2 separate regions of the Homo sapiens genome follow, and region 1 is linked to region 2. A link is a loop called in an ENCODE intact Hi-C map of the cell type or tissue named here. Cell type or tissue: breast epithelium. All regions are shown on one strand. Links, peaks and the distances in the headings refer to the core of each region. The heading gives the core; the rest is flanking DNA. Region 1 has its middle 7.1 kb from the start of BDKRB1. Region 2 has its middle 26 kb from the start of BDKRB2.

Region 1 (5,320 bases), core at 321-5,320, 70 kb after region 2:
TAGCTCCTGAGTCTTCCCTGGCCACAGAGGGGTGAGAATAGGATGCAGAGATGCAAACTGGACACCAGATGACCTCATGGGAATTCATGCTAGTGCTGGAGCCTCTTGAGCACAGCCTTCATGACTCAGAGGGGGAGTGTCTCCATTGTGTAGATCCCAGCCATGTGCTGCATTATCTCCTTGTTACCCAATTCCTGACCCTTATGTAGCTCTGATCCTTCACCAAGGATGAGGGTGGGGAGCAGGGATGAGCAACAGAGGTCATGATTTGGCAACAGCAATGGCTGAAAGTTTAATCGTTTGTTCATGAGAGTTTTATTCTGGTTTTAGTTTTTTATTTTGTTTTGCTGGCTGAGGCAAAATAGTCCCAGGTCAAAGGGACCCCATCAAAATACTTCACGCTCACAACCACTCTGGGAGTTTGCATGATCACTGGTTCATGGTATGGAAACTGGGGCCCAGAGAGGGAAGTAACTTTCCAAGGCCATGCAGTTCTTAAGGAGGGTGCTCTGGAAATTCTCTCTGTTCTTGGGGTGTTCATGCCTTAACAAACCGAGGATACAAATTCTGTCACAGGAAAAGTCCTCGAAGTGCCTTCTTGCATGACGAGCTTATGACCCAGGGCTTGGGCTATTTCTGCCACAATAAAAGCTTTGCATCTCATAGGCCTTGTGCATACTTGCTTCCTGCAGATCACCTTCCCAGAGCTGGTGGATGTAATTCACATGCCGTAGAGTTTACCCACTTCAGCTTTTACTTAATAACCAATTCATGCAACCATCACTACTGTCTAATTCCAGAACACTTTCATCATCCCCCAAGAAATCGCATATTCATTAACAGTCACGTCCCATTCTCCCTTCCTCATGGCTTTGGGCAACCACTAATCTTTCTGTCTCTAGATTTACCTGTTGTGAAAGAAGCCAGGCACATGTTGTAGGATGCTGTCTCTGTAGAGCCTATAACACATGCCTTTTGTGTCTAGCTCCTTTTACCTCCTAACACTGAGCTAGAATGTTTAATTGTTGGGGGAGAATTTTGGGGACCAGTCCATGGGTTCCCTACCATGCCACTTGTGTGATCTCAGCAAGCCACTTTACTCATCTTCCCTCCCACCACCTTTGGCCTTAGTTTTCTCGTCTGTCAAGTGGAGAGATAATAAGTCATGACTCTAACAGGTTTCTGGCATGTAGATCAGTGGTCTCGAAGGACTGCCTTATGTGATGTTGATGCTGTCCTCTATAGTTTACGAAGGCCCCAGCACCAACAGTACAGGGGCTTGGAGGCAGGTTCCTGGTTCACATCTTACCTCTGCCACTTCCCAGCTGTGGGAATTTGAAGAAGGTCAGTGAATTTCTCTGAGTGTCTCTTTTCTCATCTATTAAATGAAGATCCAAGTATTGTGAAGATTCAGTGAGATAAAGATGTTGTGATGAGTTGAAGAGTATCCCTCCACCCCAACTCATGTCCACATGGAACTTCAGAATATGACCTTATTTGGGAATAGGGTCTTTGCAGAAGTAGTTAAATTAAGATGAGGTTACACAGGTTGAGCATTCCTAATCCAAAAATCTGGAATCACAAATGCCCCCAAATCCACAACTTTTTGAGCACTGACATGATGCTCAAAGGACATGTTATTGGAACATTTTAGATTTTGGATTTCTGGATTAAGGATGGTCAGCTAGTATGTATTCTGCAAATACTCCAAAATCCAAAAACATTCAAAATGCAAAACACAAAAACTTCTGGTCCCAAGCATTTCTGGATAAGGGATCCCCAACCTGTACTGGACTAAGGTGACCCTTAAATCCAATAACTGGTGTCCTTATAAGAAGAGGAGAAAAACACACAGAGACACAGAGAGAGATGGAGGCAGAGACTGGAGCGATGCTTCCACAAGCCAAGAAATGTGAAGGATTGCCCAGAATCACCAGAAGGGAGGAAGAAGCAAGGAGTGGCTTCTCCTTCAGACCCTCCAGGAGGAACCAACACTGCCAGCACCTTGATTTTGGACTTCTGGCCTCCAGAACTGTGAGAGGACAAATGTTCATTGTTTAGGCCACTTAGGTTTTGATACTTTGTATGGAGCCCTGAGCAAATGGATACAGGTATTTTAGTCTTTTTGAGCACATACTCACCATCCAGTTGCCCATTAAGGTACCTGCAGGCCCCTTCTCTCAACAATGAGAGGGCACACTGGATGTTTTTCTCAGGTCTTTTTAGGGTTAGAGATACTTGTTCGTGCAGATTTCCTAAGAAATAATACCAAATGCCATCTTACTAAATTGTAGAGGATTTTTTTCAAATGGAAGATACTGAGGCCTTTCCCATATTGCGGGCCAGCCCAAGCCCCCAGAGCGTGAATCATGGGCCCCGGGTGCTGAGTGTAAATGCCCATCCTTGCGGACCTAGGACCTGGGATCTGCTGATTCTTTCTTCCTTCCCCAGAACCAAAAGGCAGGCCAATTCAAAGAGTCTCAGACCAGGATTCAAATAAATAAATAAATGGCCTCAGAGCCCAGCTCCCAGCTTCCAGACAGCCCAGCCACCAACCCCACCCAGGTGGGAGGCTACTTATAGACAACCCTGAAAGATGGTCAAAGATGGGGTTCTGAGACTCTCTGGATGCCTCCCTTCATGCTGAGTCACCCTTTGCCGTCCACTCAGCCGGCGAGCAATGAGTGTCTGTTTCCTCTCTTCAGTTCTGGCCAAGACAGAGCACGGTGTGTGTGGGCCCTCCTCATAATGACACTACCATCGTCTTGTGCAACAGTAAAATGATAAAATCAGGAACAGTTACTGTGGGGTGCCTACTAAAGGCCAGTTGCATCACCACATTATCCCATGTGATTACCAAATTCTACAACATGCTCCACTTTACAGACTGAGGCTCTGGAAGGTGGAATTGAAAATGGTCCAGATTCTCCAATTGCACACAAAAAATGTGTTGCTTTCTACCATAATTTCCCATTAAATTGTCTCTTTCACAAAAAAAAAAAAGAAGAAGAAGAAGAGGAAGAAGAAAATGGTCCAGATTCACCTTCTCAGCAGTGACGGAGCTAGGGTGTCAACGCTGCTGAGGCAGCTCCACACCGTACACCTGCCTGCCTGGACTTCCAAATCAGACCTTAAGGACCAGGGACGGGACTTGTTTTTGCAGTCAGATTTGCTCACTGTCTTCCTGACCTCCCTAAGTACAGTAGTCCCCCCCTTTATCCATGGTTTCAATTACCTGTGGCCAATATAGGTCTGAAAATATTAAATGGAAAATTCCAGAAAAAAGCAATTAATACGTTTTAAATTATGCACCAGTCTGAGCAGTGTGATGAAACCTCGCCCCGTCCTGCTTTGTCCCACCTGGGACATGAGTTGTCCCTTTGTCCAATGTACCCATGCTATATAAGCTACCCACCATTACTGTATAGCAAAAAGCATAGTGTTATAAGGTTTGGTACTATCTGCAGTTTCAGGCATCCACTGGGGGTCTTGGAACGTTTTCCCCATGCCTAAGGGGGAACTGCTGTACAGAGCCTCATTCCTTTCTGTTTTGAAGACCACTGGATCCTGTTCTGTTTCTTCATAGAACTCACAATCACGATCCTGTACAGGTTTCTCTGTTAGTCTGTCTCTATCCCAAGTCTGTAGCCCCCATGAGGGCTGGGACAGTCAAGAATGACCCCAAGTCTTCAAGAAAAGTTATGGTTATCTTCAGCAATTTCAGTTCCCCTATACTCAGAGTTCTGCAGCTCACAGAAGCAATTTCAGTTTCCCTGGATCCGGAGTTTTGCATCCCCATCATGGGGACCAATATGATTTATATGAAAGATAAATGCTCACAGCATCAACTTTATAATATGGTAATCCAATTCCATCTCTTTAAAACATCATAAAGGAACTACTGGTTTCTAAGGAAAACATCTTATTCCATACCCCCATTCTTTGCTGTACACATGGCTTAATTAGGCATCTAGGCTGATTGAAAAATGATGAAAGAGCTTTTCCATATGGCACTTGCTGCTAGATTAAGAAAGAAGGTCATAATACTGAGAAAAGATGCATCAACATGTACATATTCATCTTATCCTGGGAACATCTATACAGCACGATACTGACATTTCCCACACAGTTATTTGATCCTCACAGCAACTCTCAGAAGCAGGCAGGACCAGAGCATTCCAGGACCACCGGCCCTGCTCTCTTCTGGAAGCCCTGCAGGTGGGCTCCACCTGCCGTGAGCATTTATCTTTAGAATAGATCATGCAGTTAGAGCTATAAAACTCCAAGTACAGGGAAATGGAAATTGCTTCCATGAGCTGCAAAACTTTATGCACCTGCTCTCTCAAAACACCCTTACTCTGGGCTAAAACTATCATTCAATTCTCTTCCCTGAACCAAACCAAGAGCTGCACAGGGCCTGCTGGAGGGTAGGGGATATGGGATATTCATGGATAGCGTGAGTAAGTGGGGTGTGGGGCTTGAACCTGGGCTTTCTGACCCCAAGTTCCAAGTGAGCCTTCCACAAAGGCTTATGAACATGTGTGCGTTATAATACAAATGCTGGTCCCCCCACCTGCGATGGTTTTCTCAGCTTGCTTGCCTTCCAAACTCCTATTCAGCCCTGAAAACCTAGTTTAAATAATCCCCTGCCATGAATTCTTCCCCAACTCTGCATAATAGTCGAGGTTCTCTAGAGAAACATAACCAACAGAAAATAGATAAATATAGATAGATTTGTTATAAGGAATTGGTTTATGCAATTATGGAGGCTGAGAAGTCCCACCATCTGCTGTCTGCAAGCTGGAGACCCAGGAGGACCAGTGATGTAGTTCCAGTGGGATTGTGAAGGCCAGAGACCCAGGATGGCCAGCGAGAAGGTGGGAGAAGACAGATGTCCCAGCTTGAAAACAGCCAGGCGGAGAGAACCAATTCTCCCTTGCTGCTCCTTTTGGTTGTATTCAGGCCTCCGACAGGTTGGATGCCACCCACCATGTCAGGGAAGACAATCTGCCTTACTCAGTCTACCAATTCAAACATTAATCATTCAAATTAACCTAGGAAGGTTAAACTCGCTCACGGCCCCCCCAGAAACCATGTTTAACCAAATATCTGGGCACCCCATGGCCCAGTCAGCATGACACATAAATTACCCATCCCACTCCACCTCGAGCAGAACTCATTTTTTTCAAACCTCACACTCAGACACAGCCTCAGAACTTCATTGCCACTCTGCTTTCTACAACATGTTGTCACTGGATGTCAGCTTGTCCCTGTCCTCAGCCATCCCAAGAGCTCCTTAAGTGGGCACGGAGTGGGCTGT
Region 2 (5,377 bases), core at 165-5,164:
GATTTGGTCCTGGGGCTGAGCGCTCATACTGACAAGTGCCCCAGGGCAACAGACTCAGCAGAAGGATGTCCGCCATCATGGATGGGAAGAGCAACTTTCTCAGGCCATTTATCCAGGTTCCTGAAAAACTAATTTAACTGGTTTGCATACACAAAACCAAGGGTTTAGTTGGGGTCTCCCTGCCTCTTGGGGATTTGGAGGAATTTCACCCAAACTCCCAACGTGTGGGCACTGAGCCTCCCAAGGATTCCTCCCCACCCCACCCTCCAACCCTCAAAATGATTTTTCTGGCTGTTTGACAGCTTGAATCTCCAGCGCTGCACTCCTGTATCCCGGAGGGACTGACTGTTTCCTGGCCTCAGCTCTCTGAACGTGAAGCTCAGGCTTTGCTTCAGCTGCCAAATTTTGTGAGTTGAGCAATTTAAGGCACAGAGGAGCAGGAGGAAGAGGGGCAGTGTGCGTGCATTGCTCTCTGCCAAGCTGGGGCTCACCGTTCCTCTCTTTTTCTCACCCCACTGACCTCAGCGTGAGTGCATGTGCACACACACACACACACACACACACACATGCTCACACACATCAGAGTAGTCAGCATCTCCCGTGGTCTGAAGGAGGATGTTTCTGCCCACACGCAGGCCCTGGGGGCTCAGCTTCCATTCCAAGTGCCTGTCCAGGAATTTATTTCCAAGACATACAATGCTCTTATTGAAAGAAATTTGGAAAGCAGTTTTGTCCCTCTGCGAAAACAATGTGGTGTCGTGGTCAGGGGTACAAACTCCGGGATCACGCCACAGCAAGGAGCTGAACCTTCCTGAGCCTTGATTTCCTAATCTAGACAATGGGGGTGATAATACCACAGTTGACATTTTCCAGCACTTTTCTTGGGCTTGGCACTAGGCCAAGCACTTTATAACCATCATCTTAGTTAATTCCAACATTAGCCTTACGAACTGGGAATTACTCTCACTGATCAAAGGATAAAAATGAAGTTCAATGAGTTTAAATAACTTGCCCACCATCTCCTGGTTTTTAGTTGGCTGAGCTAGGATTCCATGGCGGGTCTTTTTCACTTTGAAGCCTTTGCTCTTAAACTCTCTGCACCATACAGAGTCAGGAGCCCTCGGAGCACCTGCTGGCTCTGCCACTAACTTGACCCCCCTCCCCTTGGGCCTCAGTTGCCCAATCTGTAAAATGTAAAAAAGGTCCCTTCCAGCTCTATCTCAATTGAATTTTTGAAAATGGCAGTCTTGGCCTTGAAAGAGTTAACACAGATGCATGTGAGTCAAAAGTCCCTTCTTACTCTGCTTTGTCCCAAGTTTCCTAAGATAGCTTTGAAGACCAAAAGTGCATAACGGCTTAAGCTTGAAGGCAGAGTTTAGGAGGAGGTGAGCGTGCAAATAGCCACTGCAGTTCTTCTGGAAGGCCAGTACATTATCCCTAAATATTGCTTAACTTTTTATAGTGTCCTATTTTATCAGTGATGAGGCTTCCACCATGAAATCACAATATTAGAAACCGACTCAGAGAGCACTTGGGTTTAACAGAGAAACAGGCAGGGGAGGGGGGTTTCCTGAGGCCGCTCACATGCCAGGCTTCATCACAAGTTCAGTACACGGAGGGGAAGCTCAGGTCCTGAGAGGGTGGGGCGTACCCTGCTCCACCCACACACAAATCGCGGCAGAGCCAGGACCCTGAGCAGATCTTTGAGCCCAGGGCGTTCCTTCCGAGAGCTCCTCTGCCAGTGCCTGTCCTTTCTCATCTGTGTTTTTCCAGAATTTCTTAAACAACACTGGGGGATGAGGGGGGCTGCCCAGTGACCAGGGCTCTGGGCCCTACCTGGCTTCAACCTGAGCAACTTTGTTTTTATCAATCTAAGATTTTGTTGGAAAAAGGCTTTGGTTGCTTACAAAATTTTTTAAAGTTTATGTTCCAGCCTGGGTAACATGGCCAGACCTCATCTCTACAAATAATTTAAAAAAAAAAAATTAGCCAGGCATGTTGGCTCTTGCCTGTAGTCCCAGATACTAAGGAGACTGAGGAAAGAGGTCGAGATTGCAGTGAGGTATGATCGCTCCACTGCACTCCAGCCTGGGTGACAGAGCCAGACCCTGTTCCCCTGACAAAAGCAGTTTGGAAATGCAGCTACACTTTCCACATTCATTTTTTTTCTTGCTCCTAAATTGATTTCAGCAAAAAATGGAAGCTCCCTGACACCAGGAATGCAGAGAAGGGAGACATACAAAGCAGCTCTGCATTTGGGGCAAGGAATTCAATTGCGCTGTAGCAGTGTGAGTGTGTTTGTGTGTGATATGTGTGTGCATGGGTGCACGTGTGCATGCCCCACACCCACTCACAGCGAGTCAGGGTGACAGGTTTTGCACAGACATCCTGATCCTTGCTAAGAGGTAACCACAGCTGGCACCCATGGCCTTGTTTATGCTCCCAGATGCTGAGCAACACAAATGATAAATCCAAGCAAGTTGTTTGCCTGCAGAGTTCCCGGCCTGCTCCAAAGTTGCAGCTGGGGGAAACCCACAGGGCTCTAGACCCACCCGTGCAGGTAGAGCCCTTCCATGTGCTTGAAGATGGCACAGCGGGAAAGTCCCAGCAGCCAGGCCATCTGGTGGCTAAGAAATGAAGTTCCAGACAGAGCCCTGGGTTGGACACAGTCTGGTCTCAGATCAGACCTTGGTCTCTAGACCCCTGGCATGTCCTGGGCTTCAGCGGCCTTCCCCAGATGTCTTCCGGAGCCCTCAACTTCATGTTCACCCAGCTACAACCATCCCTCACCTCAGTGAGCTTCTGACTCTGTTCCAGCGCACACCTAGGCCAACAGGAAGCCACCCAGACCCCACGGCATGATGTGCGAAGCCCTTCATAGCCTGGGCCCACCAGGAAGGCACTCCATCAATTCACTCCTGACTTTATTCCTGAATTCAGGGATACACAAATGCATGATCCAGGATCTGTCTCCCCTCTGCGCCATCCAGAGCCTTGCCAGCACTTGGCAGAAAGGAGGTGGGATCAGAGCTGATGGAGAATAGAATAAATAAAAGAACCAATGAAATATGCAAGAGTCCACTGAACACTATAAAGAACTGAAATCATAAACGAAAGAAATTATTACTATTAGGAAGAATGTGATTATCACCTGCCCCACTGGGCAACTTTTTTGGCCCTGTGACAGGGCTTTATGGAAATAAATAATTTAGCTTTAAGAAAATCAGTCAACCAATTTTAGAAAGTAATGACACCTGTTTTCTCATTGTAGAAAACTTTGAAAACATGATGACAAGATTAGTCACATATAGTCCAAACAACCAGATATAGCCCAATGACACTGGGTGTATTTTCTTCCAGTCTGCTAGGCAAGTGTGTGAATGTAAAAAGTAATGTAAGTGGGATGAAATTGCATACTGTTTTATATCCTGTCATTTTCAGGTAATATTTTGCTGTTTATACTTTGCTATGTTTTGACCCCTGAAGTCAGGTTCCAGCATCCCCACTTTCTGGCTCTGTGACCTTGGGCCATTCATTTCACCTTGCTGAGCCCCTATTTCTCATCTCAGAAATAACCACACTCTTACTGGAGCCAATATCAATTTTCTCCTCTTTGTGAACATATTGTTAAACTATATTTCCCAGCCTCCTTTGCAGCTAGATGAGGCCACATGACGCTCTTCTGGCCAATGGGATGTAGGAGGAAGTGATGTATGCCGCTTTTGTGCTTGGCTCATAGAATCTCCCACCAATGGTCCTCCAATTTCCCTCCTTACCCTCCAGGGCCCCCATGCTATTGAGTTGCACTAAGGCATTCAGGAAACCATGAGATGGAAGAGCCACCAGCAGGACCCAGGATGGAACAGATCTGGGTCCCCATGTCAGACCCTGGAGAGGGAGCCAAGTGGCCTATGATGTGAACAAGAAATAAACCCATGCTGCTTAAAGGTATCAGGATGTATTTGTTGCTGCAGCCCAGCTTAATCTGACAGCTACTTACCTCGTAAGGCATGCTGTGCCATTTAAATGAAATATGTGACATCAGTAGCCCATAAAAAGCACTTCAAATCTGAGCCATTACAAATTAAAGAACATTAAAGGATAAATAAGCCATTTAGTAAATTGGATAATACACACCGTAAGGTTTGTGGGACTTCAGGGAAGAGAGAAATCACTTTGGACAGCAGCGAGCAGTAAAAGGCGTGTTGAGGGGAATTTCTAGGATGTGTGTGGCTGTGGATCAGAAGAAGATTTGGAGATGTTTCATTCAACCAGTGTGAGTTTGCCAACCTCCAGGAGGCAGGAAGAGCAGTGAATGGGGGTTGGCGGGGGGGCCCTGTATGATTACAGGAAGGTGAGAAAGCACCCGACTGGAGACTCATGCCCAGCTCCCAGGGCCTGCCCAGCAGAAGCTGATCCCGCCTCACACAGAACCTAGGCTCCTCTCTCCAATCGGCCTCTCTGTCTGTTCAGCTTCAACACAAAGCCTGAGGACCCCCTGACATTCCAACTCCCTCAGCCACGCCCAGTCCTTCATGAAGTCCTACAATTCCAGCTAGTAAACACCTCTCCAAACAGAATCAGCATCACCACCTCCCTCCTACCATCTTCGAACAGTCACCTTCATCTCTCCCCTGGGCTGCTCCTTCTGTACCTCTCCACACACATGCCCGCCAACCACACACATGCACGCCAACCACACACATGCACGCCAACCACACACATGCACACCAACCACACACATGCACGCCAGCCACACACGTGCACACCAAACACATACATATATGCAGGTCCATCTCCCACAACAGCAGAGCGCCCTGGGAAACGCCCATTGGATCATGTACCACACCCCATAAATACACACCATGATGATTAATGTAATGTGTCAAATCAGCTGAGCCACTGTGTCTAGATGTGTCGTCAAACATTATTCTGGATGTTGCTGTGAGGATGTTTTTGGAGATTAACATTTAAAGGGGCAGACTTTGAGTAAAGCAGACTGCCCTCCCCAGTGTACAGGGGCCTTACCCAATCAGTTGAAGGCCCAAATAGGATTAAAAGACTGACCTTGTGCTTAATATTCATCTTTCCCAAAAATCAATGTCCTCCATCAAGGAGCCGACAGAGCCTGCTTTGTTCACATGGAGTCCCCAGTGCCTGCGGTTGGGGCATGTCATAGGCCTGCATACAATTTAAAAGACTAAATAAATGAATATCTATTATAATCCAAATATGTATTTCCAGCTGGACACAACAATGATCGTTCCTTCTCATTTCCGATCACATATTGTTTGGCTGCATGACGAATGCTCACACTCAAAAATGTCTCCATCATTACACAATCCATGATGGGAAACTGACTAAAGCAGGTTGCCTG

Evidence for each region. Peaks named below come from ENCODE experiments on the same cell type or tissue, not always from the same donor. Only the 100,000 strongest peaks of a DNase experiment are listed, where the experiment ranks them.
Region 1: it touches region 2 in a loop (16-fold over the local background); 2 of 110 quality-filtered maps call a loop at or near these places.

The regions. Positions count from the first base shown.
Region 1 is chr14:96,246,488-96,251,807 of GRCh38, forward strand. No RefSeq gene overlaps it. Among named protein-coding and RNA genes, the nearest start is that of BDKRB1, 7.1 kb to the right of the region's middle. In breast epithelium, for the core only: no CTCF peak of the experiment used is centred there; no DNase peak of the experiment used is centred there; H3K27ac peaks cover 404 bases.
Region 2 is chr14:96,176,521-96,181,897 of GRCh38, forward strand. No RefSeq gene overlaps it. Among named protein-coding and RNA genes, the nearest start is that of BDKRB2, 26 kb to the right of the region's middle. In breast epithelium, for the core only: no CTCF peak of the experiment used is centred there; DNase peaks (open chromatin) are centred at 541, 1,671 and 2,511; H3K27ac peaks cover 3,538 bases.